Linked DNA regions of Homo sapiens: region 1 is linked to region 2. Evidence: chromatin loops called from intact Hi-C (ENCODE). Cell type or tissue: Caco-2. All regions are shown on one strand.

Region 1 (2,500 bases), 110 kb after region 2:
TTAATTTTTTTCCTCTTGTTCTAGGGGATGGGCCCCTGGATTAGGTTGATGACAGATTAATGAATGGATAGGTCCAGCAAGCACAGGCATTGTTGCCATCTCCCTCCGCATTTCTGCATGGATCCCCTAGATGTAAATCAGAATAATAGTTAGTGAAACAATGCTCAGGTGCTGGAAAGACAGGCTCTTGTTTTTAGGCTCTCTGGAAAATTTTCCCTTTATTTGATTTTGGTGGTTTCAGTCATATGGTCTAATACAGTTTCATACAAATGTAATCTGGCTTCCCCAGCCTAGTACAACCCAAATCAAAATGATATTATACCTCTTCACAGCTGTAAATCCTTCCTCAAATTAAAGCTCTGAAACCTAATCTGCTAGAAGTCTACAGAGGAGGAGGGGCGCCTCAAGCTCCCCACCAAGAATAGCATTAAGCATCTAATGACAACTTGACAGAGACTTTTATCTGTTGTCCCCTGTGAAATAAAATCTTCAAAGTTATCTGCCTCCTCTTTGAAACTTAGCACAGGCTGTACTTGGCCAGGTGTCTCAAAGCTGATACCAAGAGGGCAAAGATTGAGAGTGTTTTTTACTCAGTTATTTCTGTGTGTTTTTTTTTTTTTTTTTTTTTTAATGACCTGGGAAGAAGTGAGTAAATTTGACATGTGGCTATTTTCCAAAAAAGGTTAAAGAATCCTAACAGGGACTCAGGTAAGACATTGATTTAATTGAATTCATCAATTAACCAGTGATTTAATTACTCTGTATAAACCAGAGGGACGTCAAGATAGGACAAGGAGTGGGTCAGTCTTGGGTGAGAGGAAGGATTAGAAAGCTGGAGAACTAGATGAGCTAGATTTCCTGGCAAAGTTCAACTGTAAGTGTTGAGTGGATGGGCAGGGGCCTGGCAGAGTCTCAGGGATGGCGTAAGGCTCACATAGTAGGCAGACACTGCTAAGACAAATGCTGGGTTAAGTGTCTCTTGCATCTAGAACACAATTAGTTCCCAGAGAGGCTTGTGGTGGTGGTACAGTGACTCCTTTTTTGTGTTACTATTCCAGGAATTTTCCAGAGCTTCTAGACATGGTCCCCTTAATATAGGATTTTGATTGCTTTGGAAAGAGTGGGTTCTTGCAACTCTAAACAAGAGGACAAACATGTATCCTTTGTGATCAACGAGAGCATTGCTTAGGCATTTTAGTCTCCCTGGGGGAATAGGGTAGAGGCTGATTATTCAAAATCATTTGCCTTCTGTCCAGTAGTGTCTTCTTTTGGTGTCGACTTCCTCACACTGGTTGTCATTTATAAAACTGATGGAATCACACTAGTTGTGTCACATCAGTTAATGATACCAGAGTACACACTTTAGGTTTCTGAGATAACTTCGAAAATGAAGCCAGACCTCCTGGCTAGAAGAATCTTGGAATACTTTATTGATAGAGTCCTTTAGGACATAGGAGTCAGGTAGGGTTCCTGTTTGAACCAGTCTCTGGGAGGATACTTTCAGAAAGATAACATAAGACAAATAGCCCTCCCATACGCTTTGATCCCCAGGGCAGCCAGTGTAACAAAGGAACAGGAGCAAGGTCCTGACACTGTCATTCAAAAAATACCTTTTGGGAGCAGCTATCAAGTGTCAGGCTAGCCAGACACTGTTTTAGGCTCTGAGAATACTAGAGTGAATAAAATAGTTTGTATCCCTGCTCTTATGATTCTAGGATTGTCATCTTTAAATGGGCACTGTGTTTCAAAGACTGCAAGTAGCCTACATTAACTTGGGACTTCTTAATAGAGGCAGTCTACCTAGATACATTAAAGCAATCAAGTGGGGACAACAGAACAAAAGAAAAACAGGAAGGGCATTATTCTAGAATCTGGCCAGTGACGGCTACTCAGCTTTAAGGGACAAGAACCTATCAGAGAAAGATAGAGTTGGAAAATCATTTTACTTTCCTTGAGTTGACTTTAATTCTGCTTTAATACTAGACACGGCTTTCATCATGCTAAACTAGGCTTTCCTGCAGTAATAAGCAACCTCTAAGTCTCAGAGGCTTAAAGAGAAGTTTCTTGGAGTTTTATTTCCAGAATGGCAGAATAAGGTGTTCCATGGACCATTTCCCAGAAAACATCCATAACTGATGAAAAATATAAAGAAACTCATTTAAAGTCTCTGGAAATTATTGTAATGGAATATGACAAATCAAAAGCACTTATGTGAGCAAATCTGAAGAATCTCCCTAAGAACATGAGAGTCTGTAGCATGTCAGACACAGCCTGCTATCTATCCCTTTCATGTAGCTCTGTGAGATGGAGCCTCCACTCTGGGCAGATGTGGCCAAAGAGATGGTGCTGCCTTTCCCCTCAGCTTCCAGTCAAGGGATATGGTATCTCACTGAGGAACAGGTCACTAGAATTTCTCATTCCCTCTGCCCTAAACTGCAGAGGCTAAGTTCTTGGTGAGAGTGGCGGAAAGTTTAGGAATTACCTTCTTCCACCTACCCCC
Region 2 (2,500 bases):
TTTCTGTTTTTTTTTTTTTTTGTTTTGTTTTGTTTTTTTTTTTACATTACTTCCAATTTGCAAAGGAGAGAAGTAAACAGTTTGCATAGGGAAAACGCGTTTTTCGTCAGTAGACTGCTGTGGACGGCAAGAGAGAGGAGCTTTACCAGGCATTGAAATAGTAGCTTTTGTGGTCTCAGGTCAGAGCATCGCTCTGTGTCTCTAGGCAGATTTGGTTTAAGGCCAAAACAAATAGCCCCCCTTCCTTGGGTTCTGACCCCTGGGGGCAGAAAAGGGAACTAAGCTAGTCCAGCTGCCACTGCAGGGGAAGTCATTGTTCTCTCCAACCTTCTGGGAGCTCCAAATAATTAACTGTGCAAAGAGCAAGTTGGAATCAGAATTCTCCTCCAGGGTTTTCTGTGTCCAGCCAAACAGAGCGAGCTGAGCTGAGAGACAAAAAAACCCCGTGAAAGAGAACCAGCGCTGAGTCTCCTTTCTCCTTCCTTGCTTCAGTTCTGGTCCCCTGGACCTGTGTCCTCAGCTACCTCATCTCTCTTAATTCCTCCAGGCCCCTCATCATGTGTAGCCAGAGGGAGATTTTTCTTAATGAGAAGAGCCAGCAGGCCACTCTCCAGTGGAAGGTTGGTGCTTTGGGACTTAGAAGGCTTGGCATGTGGACAGAAATCTCCCTTACTCTCAGAATTTCTGATGTTTTCAAAGAGAAGCCAGAAATCTGGACTGTGGTGTGAAGTCATCCAAGTTTAAAATGTTTGCTCTATGTTTTGTGTTTATACACAAGGTGCAGGCCAAACAAAACACATTTTTCCTACCTCTGAACTAGACCATAAGCTTCCTGGAGGTGCAGATTGTGTTGATCTTGTTTGCTCTGGTATTACCCAGGACCTAGCACAGTACCTGCTGCATAATAGCAGTTCAACATCTATTGACCTGCATCCCTAGGAGACTCACTATGCTGTCATTCCCTTGATATTAATGACAATAAAGTACAACAATAATTAGATCAATGACTTTTTACTGAGCACATGTTAAGTGCTTTATATATAATTTGATCTGCATTATGACCTTAGAAGCTGTGTATTCTCACTTTGCAAATAGAGAAAGCAGCTCAGAGCCTAAAAATGTGACCTCAGCCAGTTGCCCAGCTGCAGTGTAGATTCTGATTCAAGCAGCACTGTGTCCGAAGCCAGGGTTTGCAATCCTAATGCCACAGTGCCTCCCGCTCTGTTCTGCTGATTCCCGCCAGAGGGAGCAAGGGTGAACTCTCCTAGCGTTAGCTCTTCCAAAAGGGAGAACCAAGCCTGGGTGTTGTCAACTTGCCTTCAGGGCAGACCTTTGAAAGGATGAATATGGTCAGTAGGTATTATTTTCCTTCTGCATAGCATTGAAAAACGTTCCTACTTTTCCATCTCCATCTCTTTATGAGGAACTACTCTGCAGGGGACTTCGATTAGTTGTGATTGTCATGGTATACTGTCATTTGATATCCTTAAGCGCTACAGAACAGTCCATATTTAGGCATCTTCTGAGGACTCAGGGGCAGTCTGAGCTGAGGTTCACAGAGTCATTGTTTGGTGTCCTTAACTAAATGCAAAAGTGGTGACTCATTACCAACTTAGGATACAATCAAACGCATGGGTTCCTAAAAGCAGAATGCTGGTTGTAGCCTGCTGGTCATGAAATACATTTTTTTCTTGTGGTGCAAATACTTTATTACAGGTAGTGAAGTGTTAGAACATTATTCTATGAGAGACACAAAAGCCTAATTTTACAAAGTGGGGTAGCTACCATTTGATGGGCTTATATTTGTTAATGGTCTCAGCTATTGGGAGAGACTTTTAATCAGGAGAAATGGACAGTAGGAATGAAGAATATAGACCTTCAGAAAAACTGAACATGCTCTTCCCCTGCTTTCTATGTGGGCAATGTCTCAATGTCTCTTTTGATTTTTCCAGGCTATCATCCTGGTGTGAAGCCCATTTACTCTTTCACTAAATTTTTCTCTGATAGAGGAAGGTTTTGCAAGCTGGACTATTGGAAGTGAAAAGTAGCTTTTTAAGGACATTCGTTGTAATTAGCATCATAATTTCACTTACTGAGGCATCATTTAAGAATTTTGCACTCATTCCCTCATGTGGTCCTTTCTAAGACCTTGTGACACTCCCCTACTTCCCCGCTATTTTACAGATGAGGAAACAAGCTCAGAGTGCCCCAAATCACACAGCTGATAAGTAGCAATGTCTGACTATTGTTTCAAGTACGGTTCATGCATCAGAATATCCTGGGAAACTTCTAGACATTAAGTAAAGCTTCCTGAGTTGCAACCTTCTGACCTGCTGTCTTAATTGGAGGGGAGCCTGGGAATCTATTTTTCAAAAGTCCCCCAGGTCACTGTGATGTACAGTCAGACTTGGAAAACATTGCCATATATTATACCATACATTATACCACACTGAAATAAATCAAAGTACAGATTCAGTTTGGAAATTTCAATGGTTGCTTT

What was found. Hi-C counts contacts between places; a loop is a spot of excess contacts. Peaks named below come from ENCODE experiments on the same cell type or tissue, not always from the same donor. Only the 100,000 strongest peaks of a DNase experiment are listed, where the experiment ranks them.
Region 1: a loop joins it to region 2, with 3 times the contacts of the local background. A loop is called at or near these places in 2 of 110 quality-filtered maps.

The regions. Positions count from the first base shown.
Region 1 is chr3:60,629,064-60,631,563 of GRCh38, reverse strand. All of the region lies in intron 4 of FHIT (fragile histidine triad diadenosine triphosphatase), which reads left to right. Among named protein-coding and RNA genes, the nearest start is that of MIR548BB, 12 kb to the right of the region's middle. In Caco-2, no CTCF peak of the experiment used is centred here; DNase peaks (open chromatin) are centred at 463 and 1,553.
Region 2 is chr3:60,741,790-60,744,289 of GRCh38, reverse strand. All of the region lies in intron 4 of FHIT (fragile histidine triad diadenosine triphosphatase), which reads left to right. Among named protein-coding and RNA genes, the nearest start is that of MIR548BB, 130 kb to the right of the region's middle. In Caco-2, a CTCF peak has its summit at 1,249 (motif pointing right); a DNase peak (open chromatin) is centred at 1,239.